3 separate regions of the Homo sapiens genome follow, and all the other regions are linked to region 3. A link is an interaction called in ENCODE POLR2A ChIA-PET data of the cell type or tissue named here. Cell type or tissue: IMR-90. All regions are shown on one strand.

Region 1 (8,000 bases), 130 kb before region 3:
CCAAGCTGGAATGCAGTGGCATGATCACAGCTCACTGCAGCCTTGACCTCCTGGGCTCAAGCCATCCTCCAGCCTCAGCCTCCCAAGTAGGTGGGACTACAGGCACACACCACCATGCTCAGCTAATTTTTTTTTTCATAAACATGAGATTTCGCTATGTTGCCCAGGCTGATCTTGAACTCCTGGGCTCAAATGATCCTCCTATCTCAGCCTCCAAAGTGCTGGGATTACAGGCATGAGCCACTGCACCTGGCCTCTTTTTCTATTTTTCAATCTTCTGATTAGTCAAGGATGAAATCTCATTTGGACACTATGGCTTCTCTAACGACCCACACACTTGTCAATCACCCTGTTCAAAAAAAGAGAGCCAACTTTGGGCTCAGAACCTTTAGAAAGTAACAGCATCTAGTTAGAAGTTAAGTATTTCTGTATGTCATTTCCTTCTGCTTCTGGCAAGTGATTATGATTTTCCTTTTTTGTAGTAATGTAAGATTTCCTTTATAAATATATTTATTGAAATGAAAGGTGAGTTAATTTACCAAAATGTGTTAAATAAATATTTAAATGGGTGTTACAGAATATGTTACATTAAAAATTAAACAGGTAGTTTAAGTTTTGAAAATTAAAAGAGAATATAATTCTCTTTTATTCAATATTCAGAGAATACTGAAGGCATTTTATGATAGTTAATACATGGAAGACTCTTAGATCAAGGCTAGTGGGTATAATTGATTCCCTTTCTACTTTCTCAAATGGTTTTAAACCATTCAAGGTTTTTGCCAAGCTCTGCTGGGAAGCCCAGAATCTGCCGCAATGTGTTCCAAGGCCTGGAAAGTTACCCTCTTCCCCATGCCCATGCTGATGCCGCCACTCTGGTTGGGATGTAAGCCCCAGGTCCTGGGTCCCTGAGCTGGGTAGGGAAGTCAGTGGTGCTGTGGATGGGCCACCCTGGAGAGAGCCAGCAGAGTGGCACTTTCAGAACCCTGCTCTGTCATCTGCAAATGTATCTGTTTGGGGGATCCTAAGAACAGCTGAGACCCACCTGACTGAGCAGAAGCTCCCAGCTGGGGCTCCCCTGGCCAGCTAAGCCTCTTGACAGATGGCCCTGGTTTCCAGCCCTGGTGCCAAACCCCAACCCCTGTCCTCACCCACCTTCTCCACTTCCCACCCTCCAGCCCTGTCTTAAGCCTCACTCAGCCCGAAGCAGCAGGCTTCGTCCCTCAGAACTCCTCCCAGCTGCCAGGGAAAGAAAGCTGTGCATGAGGACCACTGTGGGGTGGACAGCACAGTAGCTCCCCAGCCAGGCAAGGCTGGGCCACGTGCCAGTTTCACCCTCCCTTTCCCTGTGGTCCTCAAAGTTGGCCTCAGTTTCCTCATGAGAAGCCCCTTCATGCACTGTTGCCAAGGGCCATAAAGACAGAGGGCTTCCACCTGTAATCCCAGCACTTTGGGAGGCTGAGGTGGGCAGATCACGAGGTCAGGAGATCAAGACCATCCTGGCTAACACGGTGAAACCCTGTCTCTACTAAAAATACAAAAAATTAGCTGGGTGTGGTGGCAGGCGCCTGTAGTCCCAGCTACTTGGGAAGCTGAGGCAGGAGAATGGCGTGAACCCGGGAGGCAGAGGTTGCAATGAGCAGAGATCACGCCACTGCACTCCAGCCACTGCACTCCAGGGTGACAGAGCGAGACTCTGTCTCAAAAAAAAAAGAAAGAGGGCTCCCTAGATGAATGCCCAACTGCTGCCCACATGTAGCCCCTGCCACATTGGCCCTCCTCCCCCTACATCTGGCCTTGTTCCAATACAAAGAGGATCTTGCTGTGCTTGCAGCTCCTGCGGTCCAGATAGGAGGTCTTGTTCCAGCTGCAGCAGGGCAGCATCTCTTCCCTTCTCCCAAGCTCTCTGCCTGGCATGGGAACCAGACTGGGCAAGATGGGGCCAGGGATGAGGAAGGCCAACAGCCATGGCCTGAGTGAGTGATTTCTTCTAGGTCATGTGGCATGGCTCACTCTTCCAGCCTCTCAGGGCTCAGGGTCTGCCCTCTGAGCCCCACCTTCAACACCTCCCATGGGAATCCTCCAAAGAATGAACCAGGAATGGAAACCATGGAGCCCATGGCACCCCGGCACCTGAGACCCAGCGAGAATCAACACTGCCTCTCTACAGCCAGTGTGCAAGGCTGCAAGGCTGCAAGCTAGACCCAGTGCCAGCAACCCAAATGCAGGCCCTCCCCTTGGGGAGTGGATGGAGTAGGAGAGAAGGGGCTGCAAGGACCCAGAGAGGCAGACAGAGGGACAGAGAGAGAACCAAAGATCCCACTTGCAAGGTGTCCCCAGAGGCAAAGGTATCGTCCACTGGGGACATAGGGACCTGGAGACAGCTCAAGGACAGCTTTGCTCTGGTTGTGGGAGCCCTCTTGCTTGCCTGCAAGCAGCCTCCCACACCCCCAACTTACTACCCATTGCTGTCTGTCATTGATCCCCAGGTGGGGCCAGGGAGGGACCTGAGTCAGCATGTAGCTGGCTGCTGGGAGAGGGAGCACCCGCTGAGTCACGGCTCCTCCCCTGGAGCCTCCATGAGCCATCTAGGCAGGTGTGCACTGCCCACTGGCGCAGGGCTGTGGGTACCTGCACCTGTCTGTCAACACTGATTCTTTCTCATACAACAGGCACTTGCCATCACCCTTCCCAATTCAGACCCTATCAGACCACAGTGAGGGGATGGAGTGGGCCCACATACGTGCCTCCACCTGAGTCTAGGCACCCCAGGCTTGTGTCTGCTGGGACACACCTAGCAGTGAGGATGAGAGCACCGGCTTCGAAGCCAGGCAGGTCATGGTGTAAAGCCAGATTCTTCCACTTATTTGGGGAAAGTTGCTTCCCCTCTGTGAACCTGTTTCCTCATTCCAAATTCGGATTCATCCTTTATTGAGCACCTACTATGTGCCAGGCATTGGGCTGAGTGCTGGGGGTAAAGTAATGAGCAAGCCCTTATCTTGATGGACAGTTATGGGATAAAATAGACCTGCAGAAATGAACATGTAATTCACAACTGAGGTGAGCACGGTTGGTGGGGAATGGAGAGCACATAATAAAGGTGTGGCATGGTCTGGGGTACCAGTGACCTTCTCCCTGAGAAAGAGACACTTGAGTGAAGGGGGAGGAGAAGTGAGCCAGGAGAAGGACAAAGGGGAGGGGCATACAGCATGTGCAAATGTCCTGAGGTGGGAACAAGCAAAGTGACTGCCAGGGCAGGAGTCCTGTGTGGCTAAAGGGCAGTGGGTTAAGTCAAGCAAAAGATTTCAGTGGGGAAAAAAAAATAGTTCTGAGCTTGGCCAGCCACAGTGGCTCACACCTGTAATCCCAGCACTTTGGAAAGCCAAGGCGGTCGGATCACCTGAGGTCAGGAGTTCAAGACTAGCCTGGCCAACATGGTGAAACCCTGTCTCTACTAAAAATACAAAAATCAGCTGGGCGTGGTGGCGGGCACCTGTAATCCCAGCTACTTGGGAGGCTGAGGCAGGAGAATCGCTGGAACCTGGGAGGTTGAGGTTGTAGTGAGCCCAGATCACACCACTGCACTCCAGCCTGGGTGACAGAGTGAGACTTGGTCTCAAAGAAACAAACAAAAAAAAAAAGTTCTGGCCTCATGAAGTTGTTGTGAGGCTTAAAAGAACTCATATTGTAAAACTGCTGGTGTGGGTCTGGTACATGGTGGGACATCATCCTGACTGTCGGTGGCACTGTGCCTGCTCCCAACTTCCCCATGGACCATCTGGGCAACTTGGGTTCTCAGCTCCCTTGCTTATTATTAGCCCATCCTTCTGGCCTATTGAGCCCCCATTAGGATCAAAGACCTGTGCCTGTGGGGCCTGGGGAGGACATTGAATGTTTGGAGGATCATAGTTCCTTCCGTCAAGGAACCTCCAGTGTTGCAGGCAAGACCCTCGTTGCTTTGCCTGCACTGTCGAATTTAATCTTCACCAACTGTTTTAGGAGGTATGCATTAATTTTTAAATCATTTTACAGGTAAGGAAATTGAGGCTCAGAGAGGGTATCTTGGCCACAGTCACAGAGCTAAACAAGGCAGAATGGAGCCAGGGCTTGCCCTCCAGTGATCAGGAGCTACAGTGGACACAGGCTCAGAGCTCCTGCTCTCTGTCCCAAACCCCACACATGCACTGGGTCCCTCTCTACCTTCTTCCTCATGTTGTCTCTTTTCTTATTCAGTCTGTCTCAATTCACCCCATCTCCCCTACACCTACAACAGTTAAGTTTCGATAAGTATGTGTGAATGAATGAATGAATGAATGAATGAATGCCCCTCCCTGCCTAGTACTGGCCCAGGGCCCTCACTATCCTCTCTATCCCTGACTCTGTCTCTCTGACTCTCTCCCTCTCCCTTTCTCTCTCTCTCTCAACTCTATATCCATTTGTTTCTCTCTATTTCTGTGTGTCTATTTTTGCCCTCTCTCTCAAGCCAAGTCACCCCTAAAGTTCATCAGAGCACCTTAAAGGAAAAAGACTTCCTTTCCCAAGCCTGGCCTTACAGTGGCACAGAGGGAAGCCCTGTCAGGAAAGCCTGTGCTCAGCAAACGGCAATGGAGGAGGAGCTGGTGACTGCCCTGCACTTGCCTGAGGCCGGTCCATCGCCCTGGAAGTCCCTGGCATCCCCTGGTCCCCTTTGTGGCAGCCTCCAAGCTCAGTGAGGTGGGCCAGGGAAATTCCTGGGGTCCCACAAGGACATCGGGACCCCCCAGCCCCTGGGGATCAGGCCTCCTTGGGGCTGCCTCCTCTGACATCTTCCTGTAGGAATAGTCGCCTACATTACCCAAGCCAGGTTGTCTGTGGCTTTGGGGAAGTGCCATTTGCCTGATTAGGAAGGTACATATGCCAGTTGCTGCCTATAGAGTTCCCTGGACACATTAGAGATCTTTTCACCATTAAAAAAAAAAAAAAAAAAAAGCTCCCAAAAATAAAGGGGATTGAGAATTTCAAGGTCGGTTCCACCCCATAAAACAAAAACCATGGAGTAAGCTACGAAAAATGCACACTGATCCCATAAGTCTCTCAGTTTTATCTCATCCCTGAGAAAGAACGGAACAGGAATGAAGCCACCCAGGACGTGGCAAAGCCTGAGCATGGACAGGACTTTGCCACTTTCAGCCTTAGGACCTGGAGCAAGCCAGTCTCCCTACGGTGAGGTTGGAGGAGTCTTCCCGGTGGCTCACCTAGGACTGCCGGGTTCTGAGTGCTGGGAGGGTGGAGAGAGGGTTTAGAGGGAGGCGGAGCCAGAGAGGGCACCTGATCAGCCCCAGGACTCAGAGATGCAATCCCAGCTGCCTCCACTAGACTGTGCTATCGAGTCACTTTGCTCGTCTATTGTTTAGCTGAGCGGAGGCCAAGGGAAGGCGGTCACCATTGTCGAAGCTGCTGGGCTCACTCATATTTTGAGTTGGATGCTTGTGGCTGCCAGGCTCTGTGAACAAGAGCCCTGTTCATCAGCAGGATCCAAACACTGGCCCTACCCTCCCCAGTGAGGTATTGTGGGGAAATCCCGGGAGGAGGGGAGTCCATGTGAGACCCCGGTGGCCACTGCCCTGCTGCCCTCTTCCTCTGGAGCCTGACAGCACAGGGTGGGACTACCTCCCAGCCTCCCTGCTTGACTTCCTCCTCTCCTGGTTCTGAGCCTGCTTTCAGCCAGGTGGTGCCAGCCGCCATTCTTACCCGCAAGCAAGCCCAGGTCTCCTGTGTATTCCCTTCAAACAGTAACGGCAACCACTCAGAGAGGAGGCTCGCCCCACCTCACCCCAGTCTAAGAGACCTCACGTTTCTATATTCCTCTAAAGCAAATCTCCTTTGGGCACAGACTTTAATCTGGTTCCACCTCCAAGGTAGAGAGATGTCTGGGGATTCTTAGGAAGTTGAGGGCGTTCTGGGCTTCAGTCCCCACTGGTGACTCTTGCCATATTTTGCTCTTTGTCCAGGCCCATGTGACCTCTCAAATGTGGGCCATTCCCGAGATTCTTTGCCACACTTGGGCAGGAGGTTCATTGCCCAACTAGGAACCTTAGGAACCAGAGTCCAACACCCCTGGGAGTATCACAAAGCCCCTCCCCACACTAGGGTCCTGTACCCCCTAGGGCCCTCAAACCCACCTCTTCTCATTCTCTGAGGAAGCACCCTCAAACCTTCCTCTTTCCTGAGTTGTCCCCTGTACCCCTGAAACTCTAGTACTTCACCTCCAGGATGGCCCATCCTCACCCAGGGATCACCTAAGGTCAACCCTTTTTGATGACAAAACTTAGGTTAAAAGATATCCCAGAGTTTCAGAAGTACAAAGCAGTCCTCTTTCTCCTGGGGTGGAGGTAGGAACAAGAGAAACCAACATCTCTTCATTCCTTTTCCTAATAACTCACCCCATTACCATTTATAGGGTGCTGACTATGTGCCAAACACAATGCCAAATTCATTGCCTGCATGAGGTCATTCACTCCTGTATCAGCCCTTATGCAGTAAAGATATTTATTCCCTACCTTGTGAAAGAGGAATGTGGGGTTCAGTACCTTGCCCAAACTCTTCAAGGCTATTCAGCATAGGAGCCAGGACTCCAACCCAAGTAGTCTGATTCAAAAGCTCAGGCTTTCAGATCCCTTGCCCAAATTTAGTCGTTTTTCAGTCTCTCCCCTACCCTTGACTCCCCCTACAAGTTTTCTTCAGGCAGCCAAATGAATGAGCTGTTGAAACTGACACAGGACTAGTCAACTCTTTCCTAGCTTGGGGCAATGAGCCCCACCCACCTCTGGAATCTTCACCACTTACTAGGGTGAGGCTCCTTGCCTTCCCACTCCTTTTCTAGCCCCCCAAAGAGAAGGAAAGGCATTCCCCACCCAGGGGAGTCTCCTACAGTCCTGGCTCTTAAGGTATAGTCACTCATTGGATTCTTGTATCAACCTCAAGAGGCAGGGCTCAGCATCCTTACTATACAAGTAAAGACACTGAGACTCAGACTTTCCAAGCTCACATCTGTTACAGAACAGAGCCAGGGTTAGAAACCAGTCTATTCTCAAACCCTCTAAAAATGCTCTCATCGTGAATGGATAATCACCATGCCCTAGAGATAGTTTACCCAGTATCGCCAGCACAGCCATGCCTTGAGCCAGCACTATGCCAGGCCCTGTGCTGGAGGCCTTAAATGCATTCTTCCAGTGAATTCTCCCAACAAGCCCATGAGGTAGATACTATCATTATGCCCCTTTTACAGAAATGGCAGCTGAGGCTGGGAGCTGGTCATCAACTTGCCCTAGGTTAACCAAGTGTAAGAAGGATTAGATCCAGCACCAGAGGCAAGAGCAGGTGGGGTGGAGGGAGACAAGACTGTCAGGAGAGCTTGAGTTCCTACTTCGGTTCATGGACCTCCGGTAAGGAGCTCTAGGAGACCCATGAACCCCATGACATTGTATGCAAATGTATGTATGCTTATTTGAAGGTAGGGGGCAGAAGGAAAGATCTATAGCTTTCAATATTCTCCAAGGAATCCCTGATCACAAAAACATCAGGAATCCTTAACCTAACATAGTGCCTGACATAGAGGCACTCAATATCTGGTGAATGAATGGACACACATGAAAATGAGTGAGTAAATGAATGAATATCCCTCCGTACCCTAGGAGACACCACATATGACCTGGTACACACATCTATCTGTGTCTTCTGAGATGGCGAAAGATATCCTGGGACCTGAGCCCAACCCACCCCCAGGACTTTTCTCCCAGTCCCAGGGGCCATAGCCAGGTGCTATGACAAGCTCCAAAGAGATGCTTCTCCCACTTTCTCCCCACCCCCACTCCTAACAATGACCAGAGAGAGGCGAGAATTATGCAACTCAGATAATGAAGCTGTATTGATTGCCAGGAGGGGGTGAGGGTGAAGCAGGGTCCAGCTGTGAAGTGCTTGGGCAGGAGAGGGGATCTTCCAGTGGGATCTGTGTCCACACGGGG
Region 2 (8,000 bases), 300 kb after region 3:
CAGGAGTTCGAGACCAGCCTCATCAATATGGTGAAACCCCATCTCTACTAAAAATACAAAAATTAGCCGGGCGTGGTGGCATGCACCTGTAATCCCAGCTACCCGGGACGCTGATGCAGGAGAATCCCTTGAACCCAGGAGACGGTGGTTGTGATGAGCCAAGGTTACACCACTGCACTCCAGCCTGGGCAACAGAGCAAGACTCCGTCTCAAAAAAAAAAAAAAAAAAAAAAGTCCAGGCACGGTGGCTCACGCCTATAATCCCAGCACTTTGGGAGGCTGGGCAGGCAGATCACAAGGTCAGGAGATCAAGACCATCCTGGCTAACACGGTGAAACCCCATCTCTACTAAAAGTACAAAAAAGGATTAGCCAGGCAAGGTGGCAGGCGCCTGTAGTCCCAGCTACTCAGTAGGCTGAGGCAGGAGAATGGTGTGAACCCGGGAGATGGAGCTTGCGGTGAGCTGACATCGCGCCACTGCACTCCAGCCTGGGCAACAGAGCAAGATCCTGTCTCAAAAAAAAAAAAGAAAAAGAAAAAGATACTTTTCTTTTCCTTTAGGCTATTAATAATAATACTTTATACTGCCAATGAGTCAATATCCCTTATGCATTCCTCTTATATTTACTACTCCCCAAATGTCGCCTTACTCTATGATTGTTGTGCTCCATTTATTTTATTCAGTCAAACTTACTAGTTGCCTGTTGATCTAGAAATGCCCTCCACCCTTCAGAATTCACGGGATCTTGGCCAGTCAGAGTAGAAATTCTTTCCTCCTTCCCACAGTCCGAGACCTCTTGTCCCCAATGGCATGTCACAGGGCCTGTTTCATGTTGCACTCTCCCTGACCTTCATGACAAAATAAAGTAAAAGGAGCCCAGGAGCCTAACTTCTATTCCATCTTACCAAAAGCATATCATTTAGATTCTTCTTTAAGAAAAAAATTTCTTTTTTTTTGGAGACAGTCTCATTCTATTGCCCAGGCCAGAGTGCAGTGGTGAGATCTCGGCTCACTGCAATCTTCACCTCCCAGGTTCAAGCGATTCTTGTGCCTCAGCCTCCCTGGTAGCTGGGACTACAGGCACGCACCACCATGCCCAGCTAAATTTTTGTATTTTAGTAGAGATGGGGTTTCACTATGTTGCCCAGGCTGGTCTCAAACTCTTGAGCTCAGGCAATCCACCTCCTCAGCCTCCCAAAGTGCTAAGATTACACACATGATGAGCCACCACAATTGGCCAGAAAAAACTGCCTTTTTTTTTTTTTTTTTTTTTTTTGAGACAGAATTTCGCTCTTGTTGCCCAGGCTGGAGTGCAATGGCGTGATCTCAGCTCACCGCAACCTCCGCCTCCCAGGTTCAACTGATTCTCCTGTCTCAGCCTCCCAAGTAGCTGGGATTACAGGCATGTGCCCGGTAAGAAGTTTCTTTTTTAAAAAAAAATCTAGGCTGGGCAAGGTGGCTCATGTCTATAATCCCAGCACTTTGGGAGGCCAAGGAGGGTGGATCACCTGAGGTCAGAAGTTCAAGACCAGCCTAGGCAACATGGTGAAACCCCATCTCTACAAAAATACAAAAATTAGCCGGGCATGATGGAGGGTGCCTGTAATCCCACCTATTCGGGAGGCTGAGGCGGGAGAATTATTTGAACCCAGGAGGCGGAGGTTGCAGTGAGCCGAGACTGTGCCATTGCACTCCAGCCTGGGCAAGAGTGAGACTCCGTCTCAAAAAAGAAAAAAAAAAAAATCTACTATTCTACAAGTGAAATGTCAATATAAGTTTCACATAGATAAGTGGAAGTCACAGGTATAGATATATATATATAGATATAGATTTTTTTTTTTGAGACGGAGTCTCGCTCTGTCACCCAGGTTGGAGTGCAGTGGCGCCATCTCGGCTCATTGCAAGCTCCGCCTCCTAGGTTCACGCCATTCTCCTGCCTCAGCCTCCCAAGTAGCTGTGACTACAGGCGCCTGCCACCACGCCCAGCTAATTTTTTTGTATTTTTAGTAGAGACGGGGTTTCACCGTGTTAGCCAGGATGGTCTCAATCTCCTGACCTCATGATCCGCCCGCCTCGGCCTCCCAAAGTGCTGGGATTACAGGCGTGAGCCACCGCGCCGGGTCAGACATATATTTTTTGAGACAGACTCTCACTCTTGTTGCCCAGGCTGGAGTGCAGTGGTGTGATCTCAGTTCACAGCAACCTCTGCCTCCCAGGTTCAAGTGATTCTCCTGCCTCAGCCTCCTGAGTAGCTGAGATTACAGGGCCCCACTACCATGCCTGGCTAATCTTTGTTTATTTTAGTAGAGATGAGGTCTTGCCATGTTGGCCAGGCTGGTCTTCAAACTTCTGACCTCAAGTGATCCGCCAATCTCTGCCTTCCAAAGTGTTGGGATTAAAGGCGTGAGCCATCACGCCGGGCCATAGATATATGACTTGGAATAATTCTATAAATATGGCAAGGTATTTATGCTCGGTGCTTCATCCAGAAAAAAATAGAAGGTGAGCGCTATCCAACTGCTACCTTTTAGCAAAGCTATCTGCTACTCAGCTTTCTTTACCCAATTTCCTACAGAATAGATAGTTTTCACTTTAAAGCACAAATGGAACAACCCTCCACACATCTCCGCTAATAAAGAGAAGGCAGAAGATGAAGAAAATTCCTTAACATACCAGTTCAAATTGTCCTCTGGGTGGACATTCAAGGAGAAGCCTCAACACGGGCAGAGTCAGAAGGGACCCAAAATGCACCAGAGGAGTCACAGACTGTCTACACAAAGCAGCAGCACTCCCTACTGTTCAGGCAGGGACGGACACCAGCCAGCAAGCTGTGCCTGGCTATGCAGCTGGCTATGCCTTATTCAGTAAGGAAGAAAAAGCAAGCAACCAATTCAATCCCTACAGAAATCCCATCACTGCAGGCAGAAACATATTCACTTGGAAATACTTGTCTCAACGGTGAGTTGGAAATTTATTTTAGGTCCTTAAATGAGAGGTGTCACAATCTATTACATCTACCTAACCTTCACTTATCCCTGGGGAGAGGAGACCCAACAATGAAGCTACTTCTGGGAAACATGCTTCTCTGAAACCATTCTGAGGATACAAGTCACTGGCTTTTCAGCATTAGCCAGAGGCTTGTTTTCATAACATATCCCCAAACCCACCATTTTCCATCCCTCGGTTCCCTATTCTGTGACATCTCCCACTATAGGGACACCAGCACCCATCAAAAATTTAAAACTGAGGAACTACAATTAAGGAAAAGGCTGCTTTGCCCTGGCGCAGTGGCTCACGCCTGTAATCCCAGCACTTGGGAGGCCGAGGCGGGCAGATCCTGAGGTGATGAGATCAAGACCATCCTGGCCAACATGGTGAAACCCGTCTCTACTAAAAATATAAAAAATTAGCTGGGCATGGTGGCATGCAACTGTAGTCCCAGCTACTCAGGAGGCTGAGGCAGGAGGATAGCTTGAACCCAGGAAGCGGAGATTGCAGTGAGCCGAGATCGTGCCATTGCACACTCCAGCCTGGAGACACAGCAAGACTCCATCACAAAGAAAGAAAGAAAGAAAGAGACAGACAGAAAGAGAGAAAGAAAGAGGCTACTTCCTAGGCCGGGTGCAGTGGCTCACGCCTATAATCCCAGCACTTTGGGAGGCCAAGGCGGGTGGATCACCTGAGGTCGGGAGTTCGAGACCAGACTGACCAACATGGAGAAACCCTGTCTCTACAAAAAAAAAAAAAAATACAAAATTAGCCGGGCGTGGTGGCGCATGCCTGTAATTCCAGCTACTCAGGAAGCTGACTCAGGAGAATTGCTTGAACCCGGGAGGCGGAGGCTGCAGTGAGCCAAGATTGCGCCATTGCACTCCAGCCTGGGCAACAAGAATGAAACTCTGTCTCAAAAATATATATATATAAAGGCTGCTTCCTGAGTTTTTTTGGGTGGAGTGGGGTGGGGTGGAGATGGGAACTAGAGTGGGGAGGAGCCTGGATTGTCAACGGTATTTCACTTCTCAAAGTTGTCTTGGTTCCTTAGTTCAACAGGTGGTTAACTGTCTCAGGGCAAACTGTCCAAGGAAGAACTCTCAGGACAGAAACTCCAAAAACAAGAGAGGGTCCTGCTTGCCCCTCACACTCTCTCCAAAAGTAATATTAGAATCAAGAGAGATGGTTAACACTGCTTATCTGACAATCTGGCCTCCCCACACAAATTGTAAGTCACATGCCAATAGAATTTCACGTCTCAGAATAAGACCTGAGAGTCATATATTCCTCCTATTACCATTCTCAAAAGCCTCAACCACTCATATTCTTACCCATGGTGAGGGTAAAACATAGGAATTGCCATTTTGATCCGAATGGGAGAAGGAAAAACAGTGTCACTCCAATAAAATGAATAGCCTGTTAGGATAACTGCACTTTGAATTTTGTTCTTACTTCAAAAGTTTAAAAGAATACCTGGAAAGACCTCTGAGTAACTTCCACATCACTCAGTGCTGGAGAAAGGGGACCAAAGACTAGTGCAGTAAGGGAGAAATGGGCTCTCAGAGGGACTCTGCATCAGGCCACAAAGCAACTAGGCAACTGCTGACTATTGTTCTCCAAACTTCTAAAGTCCCGAAGAACAAAAAAGCAAGTGCCCAGTACTCAGCTTTTCAAAACCATTAAAATACAAACTTCAATGACTAAACTAATCCCTGATTGGCTGGAATGTACAATAAGGCTGGGCTTTCGGCCAATCAGAGTTCTGTTTGTTGGGAGTGGACTGGACTCTAAGCAACTGCCACTCACTTGGCCCTATATTTTCTCAAAATTCTTGTTTCTCTGGCACTAGTTAACATGTGGATCTGAACTAAAGCACTAAGAGAGAACCTTTCTCTGTACTCTACCTTTGCTCCAGTTATGATTATCTACTTTGCCATCTGTTAGTATCAGGGTTCAATTAATTTGCCGGTATTGAGAATTCTGTATTCCTAGGTTTATCCCTTCCTTAACTTATTTCTCCTCCCATCTCCCATTTCTTCACATCTGACTACACTTAGTGCACAGCAAAAGGAAAATAGTGTTTCTCACTGATTTGGGTTCCAGGTCAAAGATAAATTCCCACTCAGTTTGGAGGCTTACTGAAATGTCTAGGTGCTTGCTCTGAAACTTCAAGAGGAAGATTAGAAGGACACATTCCTAAGAATTTAAAACCAGGTAAGGAAGAAAGCTGGGGAGGCATGCCCACAAGCTCTTCAGTTAAGTGAGGCCACAAACTCAAAAACACCATGCAAAGCTGCAGCAAACGAACAGCAACTACAGGAAACCCGGGACATGAATTGAGAGTTCAGTTGTTCCCATTAACAATCTGAATAGAGAAATAAAAGGCAAAATCCTAATCGCAAAGAGTGTACAATACCTAGGTAGTAAGGGCCTAATAAGAATTGCTCTTATTTGTGCCCATCAGGAAAACATACAGAGAAGTTAAGTTTATCAGCTCAAGGAATCAGGTAAGGATGTCCTGACTCTTAAGTCTATGGATCCCTTGATTCTTTTAGATCTTGTTGTCCAGTCACACTAGGTATATGCTGAGACACGTAAGTGTTTTCTCTTTGAAAAACAATTTGAGGTTGGGTGTAGTGGCCCACGCCTGTAATCCCAGCACTTTGGGAGGACAAGGCGGGCGGATCATGAGGTTAAGAGATCGAGACCATCCTGGCCAACATGGTAAAACTCCGTCTCTATTAAAAATACAAAAATTAGCTGGGTGTGGTGGCACACGCCTATAGTCCCAGCTACTCGGGAGGCTGAGGCAGGAGAATCATTTGAACCCAGGAGGCGGAGTTTGCAGTGAGCTGAGATCACACCACTGCACTCCAGCCTGGTGACAGAGCGAGACTCCGTCAAAAAGAAAAGAAAACAATTTGAAATCCCTCAAGTTTACCATAAGAAAGACTCCCTATAGAGATCAAGCTGTTTCCCAGCCCAGGAGATATAACAAGAGATCCTTAATTCAAGACAGGTATTCCCATATTAGGTAAAGCAGTCAGCAACTTCCCAGGAAAATATAAAGCCTTAAGTTAGTTGAAATGTGAAACATCTGAAGTTTAACCCTCTGGCTCATAAATAGCTTTGCCTGTTTTGGTGAGCAAAGAGAAATAATCTTCATGCATAGAATCCTGATCTGTTTTGGAGTGCCAACTAATATATCTTTTATTTTAGCCCCAACCCTTTTTTTTGAGACAGGGTTTCACTCTGTCACCCAGGATGCAGTGCAGTGGTGTGATCGCAGCTCACTGCAGCCTCGACCTCCCCCAGCTCAGGTGATACTTACACCTCAGCGTCCCAAGTAGCAGGGCCTACAGGTATGCACCATCACACCCTGCTAATTTTTGTATTTTTTTTTTACAGAGATGGGGGGCGGGTTTCACCACGTTGCCCAGGTTGGTCTCGAACTCCTGGCCTCAAGCAATCCACTGGCCTCAGCCTCCCAAGGTGCTGGAATTACAGGCGTGAGCCACCGCACCCAGCCTTAAATGTTTTTATAGAGACTAAGTCTCACTATGTTGCCCAGGCTGGTCTCAAACTACTGGGCTTAAGCGATCCTCTCATTTTGGCCTCACAAAGTGCTAAGATTACAGGCATGAGCCACTAAGCCTAGCCTTATTTTAGTTTCTTGGCTGCTGTAAGGGAAACAGAACTTTGTCAGAGTGACATGCAAAAAAATTGAAATCCATCTCTTTTCTCTACAGAAACACTAAAGCTAAGGAAATAAAACATGTAGCCATTTAAAATGCTGCAATCGTGAAGTCCGTCTTAAAAGCTCCTCTCATTTTGCCCCCCTATGGGACTGTGACAACTTAGCAGCAGCAGGACATGTCTTAAGCCAAGACGTAAGGAAGGAAGGACTCCTTACAAAGCTGGACCTCACAAAAACGACCCGAGAGACTCATTAACTCTTGATCCCTAAATGAACTGGTAGGAGGACCATAACAACAGAGGCAGGAACTTGGCCAAAGAACTCTAACCAAGCCAGACAGTAAAAGGGCATTTGTAAGGGATGCCCCTATCACTGCCCTCTGCTATGGCCACACAAGAGGAATCCAGGACACATGAAAAACATAAAACCACCTCCCTCCAAAGCTTCTAAATCTCCATCCCATTTTCAGCACTGGAAAAATCATACATAAACAAGGCTTTTTCATACTAACAGAGCCTAATGTTTATTCTTTTTTTTGAGACAGAGTTTCACTCTTGTCGCCCAGGTTGGAGTGCAATGGCACGATCTCGGCTCACCGCAACCTCCGCCTACCGGATTCAAGTGATTCTCCTGCCTCAGCCTCCAAGTCGGTGGGGCTACAGGCATGCACCGCCATGCCTGGCTAATTTTTTTTTTCTATTTTTAGTAGAGATGGGGTTTCTCCATGTTGGTCAGGCTGGTCTCAAACTCCCGACCTCAGGTGATCAGCCTGCTTTAGCCTCCCAAAGTGCTGGGATTATAGGCATAAGCCACCGCGCCCGGCCAATGTTTATTCTTCTAAGGATGTCTGATATGGCAAAAAGTTAAACTGATTTTTTTGTTTATTTCACTTATTTTCCTTTTTTTTTTTTGAAATGGAGTCTCACCATGTCGCCCAGGCTGGAGTGCAATGGTGTGACCTTGGCTCACTGCAACCTCCGCCTCCCGGGTTCAAGCGACTCTCCTGCCTCAGACTCCCGAGTAGCTGGGATTACAGGTGCCCACCACTACGCCCAGCTATTTTTTCTATTTTTAGTAGAGATGGGGTTTCACCATGTTGGCCAGGCTGGTCTCAAACTCCTGACCTCGTGATCCGCCCACCTCAGCCTCCCAAAATGATGGGATTACAAGTGTGAGCCACTGCACCCAGCCAATTTTCCTTTTGATTTGTGCAAAAAAGTGGTATATAATAAATAACTATGTTTAAGTCTGTCGAAAACAGTGCTATATATGAGAAACATAAAAGTCTGATAAGAATGCATTTTTTTCTTT
Region 3 (8,000 bases):
GTATTTTTAGTAGAGACGGGGTTTCTCCATATTGGTCAGGCTGGTCTTGAAAACCTGACCTCAGGTGATCCACCCGCCTTAGCATCCCAAAGTGTTGGGATTACAGGCGTGAGCCACTGCGCCAGGCCAATTTTTTTTTTTTTTTTTAAGACACAGTCTCACTCTGTTGCCCAGGCTGAGTACAGTGATCATAGCTCACTGCAGCCTCCAACTCCTGGTCTCAAGGGATGCTCCCACCTTGGCCTCTCAAAGTGCTGGAATTACACCCAACCAAAAAATCCATTCTTAATCTTAGCAACTCTATCATTTTTTTCTGTTTTTCTCAATCATTAATCTCCGATTTTATTATTTTTCTTTCTTCCTTATTTTCCTTGATTTTGTGGCTCTTTTTCTAACTTCTTGAGTTTAAAGATTCACACATTTATTTTAGTTCCTTTGTTTAATAATGAATGTTTTGTTTTATTTTGTTTGAGATAGGCCCTGGAGTGCACCAGACCCTATCACCCAGGCTGGAGTGCACTAGTGCAATCTGATCATAGCTCACTGCAGCCTCCAACTCCCGGGCTCAAGCAATCCTCTCGCCTCAGCCTCCCAAGTAGCTGGGACTTCAGGTTCACATTGCCACACCTGGCTTTTTTTTTAAGTAGAGACAGGGTCTCGCTATGTTGCCCAGGCTGGTCTCAGACTCCTGGGCTCAAGTGATCCTCTTACCTCAGCCTCCCAAAGTGCTGGGATTATTGCCGTGATCCACCATTACCGGCCATGAATACTTTTTAATGCTCTAAATTAGATTTGGTCCAGGCGCGGTGGTTCACATCTGTAATCCCAGCACTTTGGGAGGCCAAGGCGGGCAGATTGCTTAAACCTAGGAGTTCGGGACCAGCCCAGGCAACATGGCAAAATCCTGTCTCTACTAAAAAAAAAAAAAAAAAAATTAGCCAGTGCGGTGGTGTGTGCCTGCAATCCCAGCTGCTCAGGAGACTAACAGGGGAGAATCACTTGAGCCCAGGAAGCCAAGATTGCGCCACTGGACACCAGCCTGGGCAACGGGAGTGAGAGAGAGCCTGTCTCTAAATTAATAAATAAGATTTGGCACCATTTCTTTGTTTTGTTTTGTTTTGTTTTGTTTTGTTTGAGATAGTCTCACTCTTGTCACCCAGGCCAGAGTGCAATGGCGCAATCTCAACTCACTGCAACTTCCACCGCCCAGGTTCAAGCAATTATTCTGCCTCAGCCTCCCGAGTAGCTGGGCTTACAGGCACGCGACACCATATTCAGCTAATTTTTTGTATTATTAGTAGAGACGGGGTTTCACCATGCTGGCCAGGCTGAGGCAGAAGAATCACTTGAACCCGGGAGGCGGAGGTTGCAGTGAGCCAAGATCGTACCACTGCACTCTAGCCGGGGCAACAGAGTGAGACGCTGTCTCGAAAAAAAATAAAATAAAATAAAAAATAAATAAAAATATAAAAATTAGCCGGGTGTGGTGGTGAGCACCTGTAATCCTAGCTACGCGAGAGGCTGAGGCAGGAGAATCGCTTGAACCCTGGAGGCGGAGGTTGCAGTGAGCCGAGATCGCGCCATTGCACTCCAGCCTGGGCAACAAAAGCGAAACTCTGTCTCAAAAAAAAAAAAAAAAAAGGCCGGGTGCAGTGGCTCACACTTGTAATGCCAGCACTTTGGGAGGCCGAGGCGAGTGGATTGCCTGAGGTCAAGAGTTCGAGACCAGCCTGGCCAACATAGTGAAACCCCGTCTCTACTAAAAATACAAAAAATTTGCTGGGCGTGGTGGCAGGCACCTGTAATCCCAGCTACTTGGGAGGCTGAGGCAGAAGAATCACTTGAACCCAGGAAGCGGAGGTTGCAGTAAGCTGAGATCCTGCCATTGCACTCCAGCCTGGGCAACAGAGCGAGACTCTGTCTCAAAAAAAAAAAAGAATGAAGTTCTGATGTATACTACAACATGAATGAATCACAAATGCATCATGCTAAGTAAAATAACCCATACACAAAAGGCCGTATATTGTATGATTCCAATTAAATGAAAGTCTCAGAATAGGCAAATTCTTGGAGACAGAAAGTAGATTTGTGGTTTCCAGGGAAAAGGGGGAATGAGGAATGACTGCAAATGGGTGTGGGGTGATGAAAGTGTTCTGAATTAGATAATGGTGATAGTTGCACAAATGTGTGAACTAAAAGCCACTGAAGCTGGGCTTGGTGGCTTGCATCTCCAGTCCTAGCTACTTGGGAGGCTTAGGTGGGAGGATCATTGAGCCCAGAAGTTAGAGAATAGCCTGTGCAACACAGCAAAAAACCTGTCTTTGGCTGGGCACAGTGGCTCAAGTCTGTAATCCCAGCACTTTGGGAGCCCAATGCAGGAGGATCACCTGAATTCAAGACCGGCCTAGGCAATATAAGAAGACCCCAGCCAGGCGCAGTGACTCACGCCAGTAATCCCAGCACTTTGGGAGGCCGAGGCGGGCAGATCACTTGAGGTCAGAAGTTCGAGACCAGCCTGACCAACACGGTGAAACCCCATCTCTACTAAAAATACAAAAAATTAGCCAGATGTGGTGATGGGCGCCTGTAATACCAGCTACTTGGGAGGCTGAGGCAGGAGAATCACTTGAACTCGGGAGGTGGAGGTTGCAGTGAGCTGAGTTCATACCACTGCACTCCAGCCTGGGTGACAGAAGAAGACTCCGTCTCAAAAAAAAAAGAAAAAGAAAAAGAACTTGTCTCAAAAAGAAAGTAAATAATATAAAAGCCACTGAAGTGTATACTTTCAAAGGGCAAAAGGTATGGTATATAAACAATATCTAAATAAATGGCTTTTTTTTTTTTTTTTGGAGACAGTCTCACTCTGTTGCCCAGGCTGGAGTGCAGTGGTCTGATCTCGGCTCACTGCAACCTCTACCCCCTGGATTCAGGCAATTCTCCTGCCTCATCCTCCTGAGTAGCTGGATTACAGGCATGCGCTACCACTCCCAGCTAATTTTTGTATTTTTATTGGAGACGGGGGTTTCACCATGTTGGCCATGCTGGTCTCGAACTCCTGTTCTCAAGTGATCTGCCTGCCTCAGCCTCCCAAAGTGCTGGGATTACAGACATGAGCCACTGCGCCTGGCTAAATGGCTTATTTAAAAAAAAAAAAAAAAAAAAAAAAAGAATTGCATCATTTCCAAAGCTGGCTGGGTGGGCACATTATGAGCAGGGGTGTTGCCCTTGCCACATGGCAGCATCTCTCTGGCTCGTGGACAGAAATGACCTCTGCCGTCTGCCAGGGATCATTTGGAATCAGGTGGGTTTATATATGCAGCAAAACTTCAGTAAAGCTTGAAGAAACGCACTGATCCTTCTACCTTCTCTGAAATAACGTTCTCAATAGCGAGGTCATAGGCATAACCAGCCATCCAAACCTCCCCCATGGCCCCTTGAGCCCACCATGTGTCACTCCAACCCACCCCACTCCTGGGCTCAATAGACAACAAAGAAAAGGGAAGAGAAAGAACAAAGACCCCCCTCGATCACCATTGTGTCCCCAGGGTCAGAACAGTGCCTGACACAAAGCAGGCACTTGGAAAATTTGTGTTGAGTAAACAGATGCATGGATGAATGAGTGAATGAAAGAGTGAAAGCACACGGTCTCTAAGCAGGCAGGAGGGTCTGGGATGATGGGCCCTGGTGGAGGGGCTGACACTGAATGGGGTGACAGAACCTCCAGCGATGGAGGAAAGGAGGAAAGGACGGAAGCGGGACTTAGGCAGCTGTGTTCACGGTGGGGAAAAGGGGGCTGACGTCAAATGACCTTGGGAATGAAAGAGAAATGATTCACCACAGTTGCCAGTAACAACCAAGCTGCAGAATATTAATTTGCAATTGAATCAACTGGTCACTTTCGGAAACTTCCTGTCGGTTTTTGCAGGGAGTGGCAGGAGCTGAGGAAGGGGTCGGGGTGGCCTGTCAGGGACCTGGGACCAGCCTGGCAGGTTCAGAAGCAGGACAGGGGCAGCAATCTATGTGCATCACACAGAACTGAGATGACAAACCCTGGGAGGGGTAGGCGGGCTGGGAGGAGCCAGACAGTGGAGGAGCTGGAGGTCACAGTGAAGACAGATTCAGCAGGAGCGAGGCTTCTGGAGAGGGTGGGATGGGAAGCTGTGGGCCGAGAAGAGGCAGCAGCACATGGAGTCCAAGACCCGGGGGTTCCCCAACTCAGCTCCCTCACCTCCTACCTGTTGGGCCGGGGATGAGCCATTCAGCCTGGAACACACCCGAATAAAGACTCCTCTCATCCTCTCACAGAGGGGCCTTTAGGATTATTTTTCCCAGTTAAAACCACTGTTAGGCCAGGCGTGGTGGCCCATGCCTATAAATCCCAGGGCTTTGGGAGGCCAGGAGGGAGGATCACTTGAGGCCAGGTGATCCAAATACAAAGCCTGGGCTGAGAACCACTGCTTCGAAGGCACAGGTGGGCATCAGAGGAGAAAAGGAGAGAGGAGGCTCAGGAGAGAAGCGGAAGCCAGAGTAAGGGTAGCCACTACTCTCTGTCCTTGACAGCCCAGCCTGGGCCCAGGGGTGGTGGGCAGCCTCTCCAGCCCAGTCTGCAAGCAGCTTGCAGGCTGCCCTCTTGGCCCTGCCATGTCACCACTCTCAGACAGCAGCTGAGGCCAGAACCCAAGAACCCACCTCCCCCTACCTAGCCCCCTACCCCAGGGGGGATCATGGATGCCCTCATTGATGCAAACACCTTCCAGGTGTCACTGTTTGTCCCCAGAACTACCACATCCTCCAAAGCCCTGGTTGCCTGGGCCAGAATGATTGAGTCGTCATCAAGCTCTTCCTTTTCTGCCATCAATAACCAATTAGGAAGCCAAGGCACTGCCTCCCTGACAACGGTTTGCAGCTCATCAATAGTGATCTGTTTCCCAAAGCCAGCCCTGGCAGGCAGGAGTGTGCCTGGGTCCACTGAGAAGCCTCTCCCTCCTCAGGGAACAGTCTCCTTCACAGGGGACCCTTGTTTTTCTGTTACTCTTTTTTTTTTTTTTTTTTTTTTTTTTTTTTTTTTTTTTTTGAGACAGAGTCTCACTCTGTCGCCAGGCTGGAGTGCAGTGGCACGATCCCAGCTCACTGCACCCTCTGCCTCCCAGGTTCAAGCAATTCTCCTGCCTCAGCCTCCCAAGTAGCTGGGACTACAGGCACACACCACCACGCCCGGCTTTTTTTTTTTTTTTGTATTTTAGTAGAGACAGGGTTTCACCATGTTGCCCAGGCTGGTCTTGAACTCCTGAGCTCAGGCAATCTGCCCACCTTGGCCTCCCAAAGTGCTAGGATTACAGGCGTGAGCCACCACACCCGGCCGTGTGTTACTCTTTTATGCCCCTAGAATCTAAACTCCACCAAAGCAATGAAAGGGTCTGTCCTGTCATAGTCACCTGTTTTTTTTTTTGAGACAAAGCTTCACTCTTGTTGCCCAGGCTGGCGTGCAATCGCACAATCTCAGCTCATTGCAACCTCTGCCTCCCATGTTCAAGCAATTCTTCCACCTCAGCCTCCCAAGTAGCCAGGATTACAGACGTGCACCACCATGCCCGGCTAATTTTGTATTTTTTAGTAGAGACAGAGTTTCATCATGTTGGTCAGGCTGGTCTTGAACTCCCAAACTTAAGTGATCCACCCACCTCAGCCTCCCAAAGTGCTGGGATTACAGGCGTGAGCCGCTGCACCCAGCGCTGTCATATTCACCTCTTATCCCCAAGTAGCCTCATCTGTACCCTAGCTCACAGCAGGTGCTCAGTAATTGGAATGAATTTGGAATATTCGGATGGTCAGAATAACTCAAAGAACAGCTCCCTTCTTTGTATTTGAAAATTTACATGGAAATTCATGCTGGGCCAGTTTTTACTAAACAGAAACCTTCACAAGGCTGTGATCCCTTGTATCCATTTTTGATTGCTACCATAATAAGTCACCACAATTTAGAAGCTTAAAACAACAGCAATTTATTCTCTCGCGGTTCTGTAGGTCAGAAGTCCTGGTACAGAGTGGCTCACGGGGTCCCCTGATTAGGATCTCCCAAGGCCACAATCAGGTCGGCAGGGCTGCATTTCTTTCTGGAGGCTCTAGGGATGAATCCACTTCCAAGCTCATCCAGGTTGTTGGCCAGATTTCATTCTTTGTAGTTGCGGGGCTGACATTCCTCTTTCCTGGCTGTCGGTGGAGAACCTCTCAGCTCCTCAAGGCCACTGCTTTCCTCGTCCTGTTGCCCTCCTGCCATCTTCAGACCAGCAATTGCTTGTGGAGTCCTCATAACTCCAGCTCTCCGACCTGACCTTCAGCCACATCTCTTCTGCCTCTAGCTGAAGAAAGTTAAGGGCTATGTGATTACACTGGGCCCAGTCAGATAATCCAGCATAAACTCCCTAATTTTTTTTTTCAGAGACAGGGGTCTCACTATGTTGCCCAGGCTGGTCTCAAACTCCTGGGCTTAAGTGATCCTCCTGCCTCAGCCTCCAGAGTAGCTGGGACTACAGGCATGCACCACTGCACTTGGCATAAGCTCTCTATTTTAAAGCCAGTAACCTTAATCACACCTGCAACGTCTCTTTTGTTATGTAATCACATATTCACAGGTTCCAAGGATTGGGGCAGGAACATCTTTGGGGACATGATTGTTCTGCCTGCCACATTCCTACTGGGAGGATAGAGACCTGAGTTTCAGACCCACCTCTCCTTTTTGGTGTGTGGACTCAGGATGGGGATTACTTCACCTGTCTAAGCCTTAGTTTCTACTTCTTTTTTTTTTTTTTTTTTTTTTTTGAGACAGCGTCTCACTCTGTCTCCCAAGTACAGTGGCACAATCATGGCTCACTGCAACCTCACCTCCCCGGCTCAAGCAATCCTCCCACCTCAGCCTCCCAAATAGCTGGGACCACAGCCACGCACCACCACACCCAGCTAATTTTTGTATTTTTTGTAGAGATGGGGTTTTGCCATGTTGCCCAGGCTGGTCTTCAACTGTTGGGCTCAAGTAATCTGCCGGCCTCGGCCTCCCCAGGTGCTGGGATTACAGGCGTAAGCCCCCGTACCCATCAGTTTCTTCTGAAGAAGGGGTTCACACTAGCACTTAGGTCCTAGGATCATGGTGAAGAGTGATTGCATTCATTCATGCTAAGAGCTTATCAGTTCCTGGTACACGGCATTGTTATCGTTGTGATGACAGGGGCAGGGCCCACACACCTGCACCCTCGAGGGGGACGGAGATGGGTCCCAAGGTCTGGGATCTGGTCTTCAATTTGGTAGGCCCAGAAATTGAATTTTCTGCTCACCCAGCTAGTCGGTGTTAGAGCCATGATTCAAACCCTGGCCTCACCAGTTCCAAAACCCCCTGTACACCAGGAGGTCCAGCTTCCATAGACTCTATCCCTGCTGCCTCTTTCAGTGGCAGTTGGGCTGAGGTCCCTCTGAGTCACAGCTGGCAGGAGGGAAACCCTTGGATTCACAGAGTGATATGCTTAGGGAATTACCCTCCTTTAAGCCTTGGGGAAGGAGAACTCCCCCAAGTGTATAAAGCGTGTGCACAGACCTTGTCACCTCTTCCCTTCACTGCAGCCCTATGAGGTACAAATGAATGATTCCTATTTCCAAATGTGGTTAATTGAGACCCAGAGAGGATGGGGGAGAAGACGCAAAATGGATTAAATACCTGCGATATTCTCTTTTGTTTGTCTGTTTGTTTGAGACAGTCTCACTGTGTCACCCAGGCTGGAGTGCAATGGCACAATCTTGGCTCACTCCAACCTCCACTTCCTGGGTTCAAGCAATTCTCGTGCCTCAGCCTCCCAAGTAGCTGGGATTACAGGCATGTGCCACCACGCCCAGCTAATTTTTGTATTTTTAGTAGAAACGGGGTTTCACCATGTTGTTCAGGCTGGTCTCGAACTCCTGACCTCAGGTGATCTGCTTGCCTTGGCCTCCCAAAGTGCTGGGATCACAGGCAT

Evidence for each region. ChIA-PET counts read pairs that join two places held together with the same protein. Peaks named below come from ENCODE experiments on the same cell type or tissue, not always from the same donor. Only the 100,000 strongest peaks of a DNase experiment are listed, where the experiment ranks them.
Region 1: POLR2A ChIA-PET joins it to region 3 with 5 read pairs; 2 of 35 experiments call an interaction of 5 or more read pairs at or near these places.
Region 2: POLR2A ChIA-PET joins it to region 3 with 5 read pairs; 5 of 35 experiments call an interaction of 5 or more read pairs at or near these places.

What each region holds. Positions count from the first base shown.
Region 1 is chr17:41,574,403-41,582,402 of GRCh38, forward strand. It overlaps KRT14 (keratin 14), which reads right to left. Exons shown (of 8, transcript NM_000526.5): 8 at 7,877-8,000. Among named protein-coding and RNA genes, the nearest start is that of KRT9, 6.3 kb to the left of the region's middle. RefSeq lists enhancers at 1,059-1,558, 5,189-6,175 and a silencer at 5,250-5,299. In IMR-90, a CTCF peak has its summit at 5,345; no DNase peak of the experiment used is centred here; H3K27me3 peaks cover 3,346 bases.
Region 2 is chr17:42,006,586-42,014,585 of GRCh38, forward strand. The region is part of intron 1 of DNAJC7 (DnaJ heat shock protein family (Hsp40) member C7); the gene reads right to left. Among named protein-coding and RNA genes, the nearest start is that of DNAJC7, 6.9 kb to the right of the region's middle. RefSeq lists an enhancer at 4,356-4,885. In IMR-90, a CTCF peak has its summit at 2,791; no DNase peak of the experiment used is centred here.
Region 3 is chr17:41,701,818-41,709,817 of GRCh38, forward strand. No RefSeq gene overlaps it. Among named protein-coding and RNA genes, the nearest start is that of GAST, 6.5 kb to the right of the region's middle. RefSeq lists enhancers at 3,235-4,027, 6,352-6,879. In IMR-90, no CTCF peak of the experiment used is centred here; a DNase peak (open chromatin) is centred at 3,814; H3K27me3 peaks cover 366 bases.